3 separate regions of the Homo sapiens genome follow, and all the other regions are linked to region 2. A link is a loop called in an ENCODE intact Hi-C map of the cell type or tissue named here. Cell type or tissue: endothelial cell of umbilical vein. All regions are shown on one strand. Each heading gives the region's core, and the rest is flanking DNA. Links, peaks and the distances in the headings are about the cores only.

Region 1 (4,724 bases), core at 469-4,468, 400 kb before region 2:
TTCTTTTTCTATATGTATAATTTCATGCTCTGCTCTGCAAAAATAACACCTTTTGAAATGTGTTAAGAGCTTTTAACCACTTCTCAAAGTGCTTTTCCATCTATTGCCTAAACTGCGGCTAGCTACAAAGGATTTTGAAAGGATTGCCCTGGCTGGGGATTTTGAGATGTCTAGTCCAAAGACTTTATTTTATAAATAAGGACACTAAAGTCCAGAGAGGTGAAGTCACTTGTCCAAGGTCACACAGCTCATAAGCAGCTGGGTCCACCTGAACCAGGATCCTGAGTCCGATGCACTTTCCACTAATGCAGAATATTGGTTTTCTCAAGGATCTAGTTCTTGACAGACACCTAGAGGTGGGAATTGTACCAAACAGAAATGCACATTGGGGTCCCTAATAGTTTTCTTTGAAGTATATTGAGGAAGTAAAATGTGCGGGGCTAGGGATTATGATGATAAGCAAATGTATTGCAGGTGCCAGTCAGAACCTTGCCCATCCTTCCATTTCCTGGTAGTACTGCATCTAAAGCAGCTCAGAGAAGATATAGTACCCCCAGGGAAGAATACCTCTTCAATGACCTCAGCAATGTATTTACAGATTTAGCCTATTTTCACTCAGAAGATACCATTTTCTCCAGCAGTAACTAGTGATGGGGTTGGTTCTTATCTGTTTCCATGATGATATGGTGGTTCTGGGTCCCCACCCAAATCTCATCTTGAATTGTAATCCCCACGTGTGAAGGGAGGAACCTGTAATCCCCACATGCAGAGAGAGGGAGGTGAATGGATCATGGGGGCAGTTTCCCACATGCTGTTCTTGTGATAGTGAGTGAGTTCTCATGAGATCTGATGGTTTTATAAGCATCTGGCATTTCCCCTGCTTGCATTTCTCTCTCCTGCAACCTTGTGAAGAAGGTGCCTGCTTCCCCTTTGCCTTCCACCATAATCATAAGTTTCCTGAGGCCTCCCCAGCCATGTGGAACTGCAAGTCTATTAAATCTCTTTTCTTTATAAATTACCCAGTCTCTGTTATTTCTTTATAGCAGCATGAGAATGGACTGATACACATGAGATTCTGATCACCTGAGAAATGCAGACACTAACCCCTCTGCATTCCTTCTTAGTGGCTTCAGGAAGAATATTTAGGTGCCTCAGGAGGTGCTCCTACCTAGGCCTGCTTAGTTTCACCCTGAGATCTCAGACCCACAGGAGTTCCTGAGGCTGGAATGGGGATTTTCAAGTGATTTCCAATCATACAAAGCACTGACAAGTGATGAGGCTTCAAACAACTCAAGTGATGGTTCACAGAAATGTTAGAGAGAATGTAGCATAGACTAGGGGTTTAATGTATGTGCTTTGCAAATGCAGGCTCGAAACCCAGCTCTATTACTTCCTAGCTACATGGCTATGAGTAAGTTACTTCCCTTCTTCAAGCTTCAGTTCCTCATGTGTAAAATGGAAGAAGTGACACCACCTGCACCATACACTTATTTGTTACAATGATTAAATAAGTCAATGTATCTTTAAAAAATACATTACAGTGTCTGCTGGCCCATAGTAAATACATAACAAATGGTAGCTGTTAGTGTTGCTGATCTTAGTTCAGAGGTTAAAAGTGTGGGCTCGGGAGTCAGATCGCCTGGGCTCAGATGCTGGCAAAATGTCCAGAGAGATATTTGGCTCATAGTAAGTATTTGGTAAATGTTTGTAAATAATTACAAATTAGTGTTTTAGCTAGAATCATCCATTTTAGTATGCATGTTTGTCAGGAGCCATGATGAATAGTTATGTGTGTTACTGAAATAAGAAGACGGTTGTAAATAAAGTATGGCAGGTAGAAAATCTTTCATTATATGGGTCACTGAGTAGGAACAAAATATAAGGATCTTTGGTGATGCACAATTGGGACTAATTTTCCATGTTCCCCGCAAAAGCTAATATTCAGTGAGAAAGAGATCAAGGGAAAACATGTCACACACAAAAAGGCAACATTTATTTTTATTTAATGAGCTTTTTTTGAGTATCTCTGTTCCAGGGACACTGGCAGGCCCTTTATGTACATTGTCATAATGCTCTTGCAACACTATCCAGAGGGCATCGCCATCATTTTACAGATGAGATTAAGAGGTAGATCTGTGAAGGTGGAGGTGAGATTAGAACACAGGGCTCTTAGATCCCAGAAACATGGCCCCTATAGGTGTGTGACTTGGGACTAGTCACTTCACCTCTCTGTGCCTTAGTTTTCTCAGCTGTAAAATGGGGACATTGGTTTCTCCATTACGGGAATGACTGTGAGAATCAAACAAGGCAAATTTGCAAAATCTCTGCACACTGTAAAACCCTGTAGACACTTGAATCTTAATATTTGTCTAACCTCGTCCAGTCTGGTAAGTCTGAAGGGGGTGCTAAAGTGAGCCTCCCTGAGATCCCGCTGATATGGTTTCCTGGCAGCTCTTTACGGATGATTGGGGTAGTCATTTAGGTGCCAAGGAGCTCTCTGTATTCCACAGCTGGGTCTGTTTCAATCTTCTCTCCTTGAGAATGAGTCAAAACCCCTTTGACAGCTAATGTGACATGTTTAAAGTGGTATTATCCTGCTCTGAGGCACAATGGGAGGCAGGAAGGTGGGAAAACACAGGAAGCCGCAGGCCAGGCTCTGCAGAGGTGCAGAAACATTTCCAGCTTTTGAGCAAATTATAGGCTGCCCGGGGATCCCAAGGCACTAAACATCCTGCAGTGAGTTACTGCAATCTGAACACTCATCAAGGCTAATGACTCCTCTGAGTCATTAGAATGCAACTTCTTTTGCTACTCCTAGAGCTGAGAACATGGGCATCTGGAATAGAAGCAGTCATGGAAATCTTGCTTTTAATAGCCATTAACTGGAACAGGACAAAAACAAAAATAATTTTAGCTACTGATTACTTCTCCCAAGTTTTTCCTGTTTACTTCAGGGAATCAATTTTGGAACTTGAGGGATGGAAAAATATATGGTGGATATGGCATGCTACCTACCTATGGAATCCAGGGTTTAAACAAATAGATGTCTTGCTTTACATAAAATACAGTTTATTCCTGAAAAGTTGTGAGTAAATAAAATCTCTCTCTCTCTCTCTCTTTGTGTGTGTGTGTATATATATATATATGTTTTGAGAGATGGAGTCTCACTCTGTCACCCAGGCTGGAGTACAGTGGCATGATCTCTGCTCACTGCAACCTCTGCCTCCCAGATTCAAGTGATTCTCCTGCCTCAGCTCCCCAAGTAGCTGGGACTACAGGCATGTGCCACTATGCCCAGCTAATTTTTTGTATTTTTAGTAGAGATGGGATTTCACTATATGTTGGCCAGGCTGGTCTTGAACTCCTGACCTCAAGTGATCCACCCACCTCAGCCTCCCAAAGTGCTGGGATTACAGGCATGAGCCACCGTGCCTGGCCTAATATCTATATCTAAAATTATATTGTATGTGTACTCAGGAGGTTGCTGTTTAAAGGGAAGCTACAGGGAATTGCTCAGGAACATACATCACTGTCCCCTGATTCATGGCTTTCACATTTGGACTTTCCTACTTTCATTTCCAAAAAAGACCACAGGTTCTCTCTTAGCTAGTGCTTGGTCATCAGGGCCCACTGACCAAATGAGTGGCCAGAGAAGGGGCATGGCTTCTGCTGCATGGAGCTTTGGGTTAAGTAGGCAGAGAGGGAAGGGAATGGTCATTTAACAAAAATTGCACGGAGTACCTGATCTATTCCTTCAAATACTTATTTCATTTGGTCTGAAAGGCATATTTGTTATGGGCTGTTCATCCTGGAACAGGGTTAAAACTTCTTTCTGTCCTTCGTGGAAGCAATTCATTCTGTTCTGTAAATATATTCTGTTCTCTCTTGCAAGCACAAGGCAGGCTGCCCTTCCATGATTTGTTGAAATAAAGCACAGCCCGGTGACCTGCTTTGGCCAATAAAATGCAACATGGCACCTCTGGGTGGGAGTGTTTCAGAGTCAGTGTGATTTACCATCTTCTCTTTTTCTTTTTGCCACATAACCTGTAGAGTTCCAGATAAGACTACTTCATTAGCCTGCATCCAGTGTGAGGGTGACATAGAGCACAGTCCCTAGATGTGGGGGTCAGAGACACATGGTGCAGAGCACAGAATAAACTGTGCTTTAGGCATTGAGATTTTAGGGTTGTTTGTTCCTCAGCATAATATGGCTAAGAAACATTTTGTTTGTTCAATAAAGATGTCCAGAGATGCTCAGTTCCAATTTAATCAGAGCTCCAACCTGTCGACATGTTGGAGCTCTGATTAAAGTAGAAGTGAGGGAACCCCCTTTTTGAGGGACTTTGCACTGCTTTTCATCTCAGCATCCACTGTTCTTTCAACAGACCTCTGGCAATGAGAGCAAAGGAAAAGAATTCCTTGTGGGAAATGATGCTATGACACTGGGAGGTAGTAATTGATATTTAGGAAATTATATCTCTGATGCATATCTCCTTCCACTAGACTCATGTTCCCTGAGGGCAGGATGACATTTGTTCCCAGGGCCTAGCGTAGCACCAGGCACATGGCAGGTACTCTATAAGTGATGTATGTGTTAGGTATGGTAAGTTGTTCAGAATATGGGTGCTGGAAGGAGGCAGAGCTGGGCCTTTATTTTGACAGTTGTAAACTAGGCATATAATAATGTTTACTTCAAAGTATTTCTATGAAGATTAAATAAAAGA
Region 2 (4,724 bases), core at 365-4,364:
TACTAAAAATACAAAATGACCCAGGCGTGGTGGCACAAGCCTGTAATCCCAGCTACTCGGGAGACTGAGGTAGGAGAATCGCTTGAACCCGGGAGACGGAGGGTGCAGTGAGCTGAGATTGTGCCATTGCACTCCAGCCTGGGCGACAGAGTGAGACTCCGTCTCAATCAATCAATGAATTTGTGATCGTGGGCCTCTGGTGTAATATTTCTGGGGAAAAAAATTAAGGCAAACATAGGGAAATGTTAAGATCTGATAAGTCTGTATGGTAGACACATGAATGGATCTAACTAATATCCATATTAATCACTGATTTTCAGTTTCCTTGTCCACAAAATAATATCTACTTCATTGAGACTTTTGTGTCTTGAACAAGAAGTGTTAGGTCAAGTGCTTAGCACATTTGTGTCCTAACTCTTTTCTTGCAGCAAGAGGAATGAAAGGTAGCTCTCATTACTTGATTTTTTAATTCTAATGCTTAAAATCGGACTATCTGATTTGTAGGATCTGACCACAGTCATCCTGGCTATCATCCCACAGTGGCTGTGTCCCATAGTGACATAGATATTTCAATGGAGAAAAGATTGGACCACATTAGGGCAGATGATTGATCTCAGCCAATATCTCACCCAGTATTGGAAGCCTTCCACAGTAATGTATGAAAGTATAATTGATTGCCTATTCATTTACCAAACACCACATGCTGGGCATTGCACCAAGCACAGGAAATTAATAGATGCGAAGACCTAATTCCCTGGCCACAAAAAATTCACTGTGTAGTAGCAGAGACAGAGGCAGAAACAAATTATTTCAATAGAATTCAGTATATGCTAGATTATTAGCCCAAAGGAAGAAGTAAAACATTTACCCACACTTAGCAATCACATTTAGCTATTTCATTTTTAGTAATGAGGCCTATAGCTCTCACATACCTTTGAATTTTAGAAAATGTTAAGACGACTCTTTTTGCTGAAAATAAAAAGATATCACCTTCACAAAGGATGAGCTCATTTACGTAGGAAATAAAATAAAGCTATTGTGTCAGTATATACAGAAATGAATGTAAATGCAGAGATGAAGCTTGGGCAGGGAACACACCATTGCCAAAGTGCTTATTGGGAGAGAGGAGAAGGTAATAGGAGGGTGGTGAGAAGGTTGTTCCCTTGTTTCCCATATATTTCTGTATTATTTGAAGATTTTAAATCAAAGATGTATTCATATATTGTTTATGTTATAATTGCATTATTGTCTATGTACAGAAAGAAAGAAAGAAGTCTTCTCCCAGATATCCACATCTGCTTCAGATCTTTGTTCAAATGTCACTTTCTGAATATCCTATTTTTAAATTGCCACCTCACCACCATTAAAATCCCCATCCCCTTCTCTGTCTTCATAGCATTTACCACAATCTGACATCCTATATATTTTACTTTTTTACAAAATATTATTGTCTGTCTCTCCCAGACAATTAGAATGTAGGCTCTGTGAGAGCTGAGATTAGTGTGTGCCAGCTTTACAGCTGTAAACCCAGGGCCGAGGACATATACCAGGTGTTCCACAGGCCAACAGCCTGAATGTATACAGCATTATGCTAACAGCAGTTATTTCTGAATGGAGAGACTACAGATGTCTTTTATTTTCTTCATTCTGCTACTTGGTATCTGAATTTTTGTAATGAGCGCATATTAATTATATTACCTAAGAAAACAACAAAGCTCTTTGAATTTATTATTATTTTAATAACCTGGGAACTAAGAAAGAGGCTCCAGTAGAAGCCACCATGGAAGGAGTAAGGGCCTAGTGGGAGTCAGGCCAAAGAGCATAGGCGAAATCTCCTGAGATACTTGGTGGAGTAAAGTTAGTTGGAATTAAAAAACCAACTAACTTATGACTCCTCCACTGCCTCGCAGTTTCCAGACATCCGCAAAAATGCCTGGTGCACGGGTCACTGTTTCACAAAGGGTCTTCTGCCTCATAGCTTCCCATCCCCAAGCAGCGGGGCCCAGAAATTTGCCCACATCCTTCCATCCAGCAAATGTTTTTATCTGGGTCCTACTTAGGTTTCAGCCAATTCTTTGCTGAGCAACTTGGCTTCCTGTTTTCCTTGGGAACCAGACTCTTTTTAAGTTGGAGCCATAAAAAGAATGAAATCCTTTACCTGATACTTTTCTATTCGGGTATTCAAGCCTGCCACAGACGGAGGCCCTGTGGGCCACTCTCTCGTTGTGGGCACTGGCATCTTAGCCCAGCACTTTGAATAAGGCACATGTGAGAGTGAATGCTGCGCTTTTTTCATTCTTTTCTTCTCTCTCTCTTGTTTTTTTTCTGTTCTATTTCTAATTGAAAGCCATTGTCTTGAGTGAATGATTGTAGAGAAGGCTTACTCCTCATCTCAAAATGCCATCTCATAGGAGCAATGGGAGAAAGTGGTCCTGCCAGTCTGAAAGTTAAGAGACTTGGTTTCTCATAATTGTTCTGCCATTAAGTTGTTACGTGATCTTAGTCAAATCATGTTACCTCCCCGGGCCTCCGTTTCTTCATCTGCAAAATAAAGTTCTTTGCAGTGTTTCTCAAGTCCCTGCCCAAATCAGTGTTTGTTTAACTGAGGATGAACAGTGACACCTTGTGGTTCTCCTTGAGCCATGTCTTTGTTTTTTCTAGCCCAAGTTTAAGGGAGCCAAGGGTATCTTTGCCTGTTCCCCTGCCTGGCCCACCTACCCTAGCAGCTTCACTTAGCATGGCTCTAACCTGGTCTCCCCCTAGATTCAGAAAAGTGCATCCACCCTTTGTTCACCAGCTGCTTCCCAGCCTCAACTTGGCCAATGTTGCTAAAATCAAACTACAAGTAGACTGCAGACGCCAGCGTGAAGGCCTGTGCTTCTGTGGTGAGGTCTGCGGTTTGGTGTGAATGTGAGGGTATCAGCCCCAGGTGTTTTTTAGGGCTGCTAGTGCAGTCCCAGAGAGGGACCTGGGCAACAGCTCAAGGAGCAAGACTGAAGATTTTACTGTTTTCCAGCACTCCTACGAATTTGTAAAATTATCAGATTCCAAATTGTTCTATGCCATAGTTTTTCCATTCATAAAATAAGAAAAATCTGCCATAGCACTGCCTTCAAACTCAGTTAGTCTATTCATTCATTTACTTATTTGTTCTTCAAATATTTAATAAGCATCTTCCTGGTGCCAAGTTCTGAGCACCTACCTGTGCCAGTAGTCCGAACTTGAGAAGACACAGTCTCTACTTTTCAAGACCCTGTTCTTGTCTAATGAAGAAGAGAGAAGGAGGAAAAACTTCCATTGCCATGCAATAAGGTAAGCTTATGGCAGATAATGTGTACACATAATGGCATGGAAGCCTGGGGACAAACATCATACTAGGCCTGGGAAGAATGTTTGACAGAGAACAGGACACTTAAATACGGACGTTTACAGAATGGAGTTTGCCAGAGGAGACTCTTCAGGAAGAGAGAACAGAGTGGGAATAGGTACATAAACATGATCTATCTAGATGCCCTACCGTAAAATCAAAACACAAAACCCTACTGACTCAATTCCCTCCCCTTCCAGATATTACCCCATTTCTCTACTTCCCATTGTAGCCAAACTTTCCAAAAATTCATGTTCTGTCTTCATTTCCTCATGTTCAACCCACCCTGTCTTAGCTACCACCCCTCAGTAACGACCTAGCCTGGGTAGAAACAAATGTCAGCATGATACCATACTCAATGATCCTTCGTCACTGTTGTCATTGTCATCATTCCATGGCCTTACTTTCCCTCTCAGCGCCATTTGCTACAGTAAGAAACTTTCTTTCTTGAATTCTTGTTTCTCTTGGCTTCCATGACACCCACTCTCCTATTCATGCTCCAGGTTCACTGTCTGCTCCTTCCTGGTCTCCCTGTTCAGCTCCTCCTACTCCGTTCAACATTAAATGTCAATATTCTTTTCTTCTTTCTATCTAGGAAATCTCATTCATTCCCATGGTTTTAAATGTCATGTACCAGCTCCTAAATTTTGTATATCCAAACCTGACCTCTGAAATCCAGTCTTAGCAACTAGTGAGGTCTCAGCTTAAATATTACCTGAAGGTTGTGTGATCTTCCCTGACATTTGTCTTCTTATCTGCTTCTCGCTAGATTGAGAGCCCCACGCAGGCAGATTCATCCTTACTTTCTTCAAACTTGCATGTTTAATGATTAGAACAGTTCCCAGGATACTCAAAAATTATTTGTTAACTAATTTCTGAATGAAATATAAGTAAATATAAGTATTTAAAATAGAATAAATCTGTGATTTTGATTGTTTTTAAGAAATTATTCACTCAATCCAGTTCAAGTTCAGCCAGGCAAGCCTCACAAAGGAGCATATGCTTAATGTTTCAGGATGTGATCTAATTTTTAATTGTTTCTTGATACAAAGTATCACCTTTTTCTAGTGACTGTTTCTCCTCCTCCATCATCTACTCTTGCCCAGTGGGAGATTTCCCAGTGAAATCCCACCGATGATCTGAATCAGAACATTTCATTCTCCATGGTTATTTCAAGTTCACAGACTTTATTTGTGGCCCTTGTGGCAGTTGATACTTTTTCAGGAAATACTATAGTTGCAGCAGGCCCTGTTACAGCTTAGTGGATATTCATGTTGTGGATGCTTTTTTACCGAAACACACAGTAACCAAGTATCCAGGAGCGGGAGCTAGAGACACTGTGGTCCAGACCTGTGGA
Region 3 (4,724 bases), core at 469-4,468, 560 kb before region 2:
ATGTCGACTTCCATTTCTCAAGCAAAGCTTAATCCTTTTAATCGTCAATCAGAAAATCTTTGAATGCATCTATGACCTGGAAGAACTCCTCCACCCACATCCCCCACTCTCTGCTTCAAGATATCCTGCCTTTTATACCTTACATGTATTGATTTATGTCTTTGCCTATAACTTCTGTCTCTCTAAAATGTATAAAACCAAGCTATAATCCAACCACCTTGGGCACATGTTCTCAGGACCTCCTGAGGCTGTGTCACAGGCCATGACACTCATATTTGGCTTAGAATAAACCACGTCAAATATTTCACAGAGTTGGACTTTTTTTTTGCTAACACCCTCAAGCCTCAAATAACAAAAGCAGTCCAATAAAGCATTGAAGTGAGGACCAGTTGTTACAGGAGAGGGGTCCCAATCCAGACCCCAAGAGAGGGTTCTTGGATATCATGCAAGAAAGAATTCAGGGCGAGTCCACAGTGCAAAGTAAAAGCAAGTTTATTAAGAAAATAAAGTGGTGAAAGAACAGCTACTCCATTGATAAGAGTAGGACGTTCCTGAAAGTCAGAAGAGGAATGCGTCCACCCTAGGTACAATGCTTGTATATACGGGGAGATGTGCTCTGCTACAAGGGTTTGTGATAAAGGATTAATTTTCTTAATTACTATATTTTGCAAGAATTGATACTATTATCTTTAAAGCAAAATCAGGAATGCCTTTCTTCTCCAGATATCAGGATATCTGGACACTCCCAAGTCTGGGTCTGTTTAGGAAACATTATTAATTTGTTCCCTTAACCGTAAACATTTAGAGGCTAGGAATGCCTCATTTTCTGAGAATGCAGCCCAGCAAGTCCCAGTCTTATTTTCCTAGCCCTCACTCAAAATGGAGTCACTCTGGTTCAAACGCCTCTGACACAGTGACTGAGTATGCCCTTGGGTATGCCCTACTTATTTTCTAGTGTCAACTCTTTCGTTGACAGTTTCTCTGTATTTCTGAGAAAGGGATATCCCAGGGAGTCAGAAAGGGAATCAGCCTTACAATCTCTCCAGCTACTGACACTTCTCCTCTATAGTGAGCCACAGTGAGGGGGAGGCCAGTCAGCAGCCATATGGAGTGGGGTTCTGCTTCCCTGATCCAAATAGGTTGTTTTCTCTGTGTACAAACTAGACCTTTATAGAGCTTCAAGCTGTTCTTTACTAAAGAGTCAAGTGAACATTCCTGAGTCACTTGGAGTCCATAGGCAGAGATCAGGCATTCAGCTTTTGGTCTAGTCTCTCCCCACCTCTAAGCAAGAGGAAGGCAGAACCTCACCTCATAAGCCATCAGATGACAGGCTATCTCAGGAGCAATTCTCCGTTTCTTTTACACAAACCACCCTTTAGCCCTCCGAATAAAGTTTCAGCCCCTAGTTTCTTTTGCATTTCATAGATTTTCTTGCTTAATATAGCCACTGGATGTACACATGTATTCTTTCTGCTTTTTTGTCTCCATTTGTCTCTTCAGGGAGAGAGATTCTGTAAAGACTGAAGAACAGGGGGAGTCCACTGAGTGCTTTCCAGCTGCAGCTGGTTTCCCCCTAAAGTACCACAAATCAATGTGCCATTATGAGGATTAATTGAGGATTAATTTTCGTTCCATCACTCTGCAATCTAATCTACATTAGAAACATCTAATCTTCCTATTGACATTTGTCCTTTCCTTTTTCTGGTTTCCATTTCAAAGGACCCTCACATTAACGGCACATGGCTCTACTTAAGCAACCTGGTTAACTAAAGCTAGGATTTAAATGTTTCTCTTTAATCCTCAAGTTTATTCTCTGATAATGGGGTGGAGGGGTGGATAGTCTCCTTTTATGCCACCACACTAGTTGGATATTTAGTGGTTTTATAAACTTGTAAGCAGACAAGGCCACAGATATTGATTTGGACTAACTGAAGCAGAAGGAAATTATTGGAAGACTGTTGGGATGCTCAGAGTGATGGGAGCTAGGACAATCAGACCTGGAAATGGGCAGGAATCAAGAGGGATCTGGGGGATTGGCCATTAGGAACCCAGGCAATTTTCTTAAAGCAAGATAGTGAAAAGTGCATACCATCCCTGTGGAAATAACTTCCACATTTTCCTGCTGTCTGCCTGTCAACAGCTCAACAGTCTGAGCCCCAGAAAGAGCATCTGATGACTGATATTGGGTCACATACCTGGCCCCTGGTCCTGCAGAGTCAAGGAGGGCAAGGATCTGTTTCCTTCGGCTTTGGTAATGGAATGTAGTCACCAGGAATGGCAGCCCCACTAAGATTACACACAATGTAGATCTGTGAATTCCAAAAGGAAATGTGGAGGCTCTTAGGGCAGCCAAAACAAAACAAATGCCAACCAGAACTGTTTTTTTCTTTTGAGGTGGAATCTAGCTCTGTCACCCAGGCTGGAGTGCAATGGCACGATCTCGGCTCACCACAACCTCCGCCTCCTGGGTTCAAGCCATTCTCCTGCCTTAGCCTCCCAAGTAGCTGGGACTACAGGCACACGCCACCACGCCAGGCTAATTTTTGTAGTTTTAGTAGAGACAGGGTTTCACCATGCTGGCCAGGCTGGACTCAAACTCCTGACTTCAAGTTATCCACCTGCCTCAGCCTCCCGAAGTGCTGGGATTACAGGCGTGAGCCACTGTGCCTGGCCAGAACTGTGTTTTCAGTGGGCCAGTTGAAATGTAGGAGAAAGAAATTGAGAAATAAGGATGGAAGGAAACAGGGAGAAGGGTGGTAGAAAATGGAAGTGAGCAAGAAAGCAGAAAACATTCACTCAAGAAAAACTGTTCTTTGGCAATAGGTACATCTCTATGCAAGTCAGTGTGGCTTTTTTCCTCTAACATGATTTTAAAAGCTCTCTGAAAGCTCAGAAAACAGAAAACACATCTTGGTGACCTAGAAGTATAGTCATCTTCTTTCACCACCAGATGGTGCTTTATGTATAGAATGGAGGACAAGGATCCTGAGGACATTCCCAAACACTTGCATATTTAGGAAGCTCTTTTACTTAACAGTGATTCAAGAAATATTGGGGAAATGCAAGCCCAGATGAGGGACGCCTAACCTAGCTATACAGATAGGCAGGGGAGGGCGTCCTTAACCACAGTTGAGGCTTGCACCCAAGGACAGGATAGAGATTGGGAGGGGAATTCCAATTTAAGAAAGAACCACCAGAAGTAGAGAGGCTTAAGAAAGCACATTGCCTTCTAGGAATCACAGGTTGTAGGCTGGGAATGGACAGTATTTCAGGTGGAGGAAATAGAATGAACAAAGGTGTGAAAAATGTACAAACAGATTTGGATTTAACTATGGTTATTCAATTGTTTAGCTTATTATTGGGATTGTCTCAATTCTGCATCATATGACCTGACCTTGGAAAAGCGGGCCATCTGTTTAGGGTAACAACTATGATTCTATCCCTCAGAATACTCAGTTTTCCTTAGCCAGTCCTTGCTCTTTAGCTTCCCCATTTTCTTGTCCTTTTCTGTGCTAGAGGTGTATTGAAACTGATGCATTGCAAAACTGGTATTACATTAAATACACTGAACCTCAGATGCTTATGGAACACTTACACTATTTATACAGAAGAATAAGCAAAAGTGTCCAGGCACGGGGGCTCATGCCTGTAATCTCAGCGCTTTGGGAGGCCGAGGCGGGTGGATCATGTGAGGTCAGGAGTCTGAGACCAACCTGGCCAACATGGTGAAACCCAGTCTCTACTAAAAATACAAAAATTAGCAGGCTGTGATGGCAGGTGCCTGTAATCTCAGCTACTCGGGAGGCTGAGGCAGGGGAATGGCTTGAACCCAGGAGATGAAGGTTGCAGGGAGCCAAGTTTGTGCCACTGCACTCCAGCCTGGGCAACACGGTGAGACTCCATCTCAAAAAAAAAAAAAAAAAAAAAACCAAAAAAAAAGAATAAGCAAAAGCTCCTACCCTATAACACTGATGCATTCTGTTTGCATTTTATTCCATGATTTACACAATAATTATATATTGTATCCTTATGATATGTCAGATACTGTGTTGGCACTTTACATATATCTCACTTAATCCTTAATACCATCTGGAAATAATAAACATTTTATGGATGGTGAAACAGAGACACAGAGAAATCGAATAGCCTGCTCAGGGTTTCCAGAATAGCAAAATTAAAGGCCTAGGGTTTAGTTTTCCACTAAAGATTCTCATGGCTGGCTTCTTCACGTCATTCAGGTCTCTGCTCAAATGTAATCTTAGAGAAGCTACATTAATCCATCTGAAATAGACACCTCACTGTGCATCCAATTGTCCTGCCTTATTTTTCTTTGTAACATTATTATATTATTTATATTTGTATTGTCTGTATCTCCTCCTAGACTATGATCTCTGTTAGGACAAGCTCTTGGTTGTGTTTGCTGCTTATTACCACACTACCCAGACCAGAGCCTGGCACATAATAAGGAGCTCAACAAATTTTTGTTAAGAATAATTGACTCTTAGACCCAAACTCTTAGCCACTATGCTATATTTTGTCCCTAGATGGGATTAAGAAGGTTTACATTTTGAATATCCTGATACCAAAGAGCATGCTGCACAAAGCCTGTGCATGGAATGTGCCAAATAGTATGTAAACTGCGCCAGACGCGGTGGCTCACGCCTGTAATCCCAGCACTCTGGGAAGCCGAGGCGGGCGGATCACAAGGTCAGGAGAGTGAGACC

Evidence for each region. A loop is a pair of places that touch in the nucleus more often than their neighbours do. Peaks named below come from ENCODE experiments on the same cell type or tissue, not always from the same donor. Only the 100,000 strongest peaks of a DNase experiment are listed, where the experiment ranks them.
Region 1: it touches region 2 in a loop (5-fold over the local background); 2 of 110 quality-filtered maps call a loop at or near these places.
Region 3: a loop joins it to region 2, with 14 times the contacts of the local background. A loop is called at or near these places in 7 of 110 quality-filtered maps.

Annotation. Positions count from the first base shown.
Region 1 is chr11:86,513,253-86,517,976 of GRCh38, forward strand. The region is part of intron 4 of ME3 (malic enzyme 3); the gene reads right to left. Among named protein-coding and RNA genes, the nearest start is that of CCDC81, 140 kb to the left of the region's middle. In endothelial cell of umbilical vein, for the core only: no CTCF peak of the experiment used is centred there; a DNase peak (open chromatin) is centred at 2,659; H3K27ac peaks cover 2,757 bases.
Region 2 is chr11:86,917,154-86,921,877 of GRCh38, forward strand. It overlaps PRSS23-AS1 (PRSS23 antisense RNA 1), which reads right to left. Exons shown (of 4, transcript NR_187135.1): 2 at 4,083-4,724. It also overlaps a transcript of PRSS23 not described here. Among named protein-coding and RNA genes, the nearest start is that of PRSS23-AS1, 19 kb to the right of the region's middle. In endothelial cell of umbilical vein, for the core only: a CTCF peak has its summit at 2,635 (motif pointing left); DNase peaks (open chromatin) are centred at 2,048 and 2,438; H3K27ac peaks cover 2,495 bases.
Region 3 is chr11:86,358,019-86,362,742 of GRCh38, forward strand. LOC105369421 (a long non-coding RNA gene) reads right to left here. Exons shown (of 5, transcript XR_007062826.1): 3 at 2,196-2,309. Among named protein-coding and RNA genes, the nearest start is that of CCDC81, 15 kb to the right of the region's middle. In endothelial cell of umbilical vein, for the core only: a CTCF peak has its summit at 2,945 (motif pointing right); a DNase peak (open chromatin) is centred at 2,963; H3K27ac peaks cover 302 bases.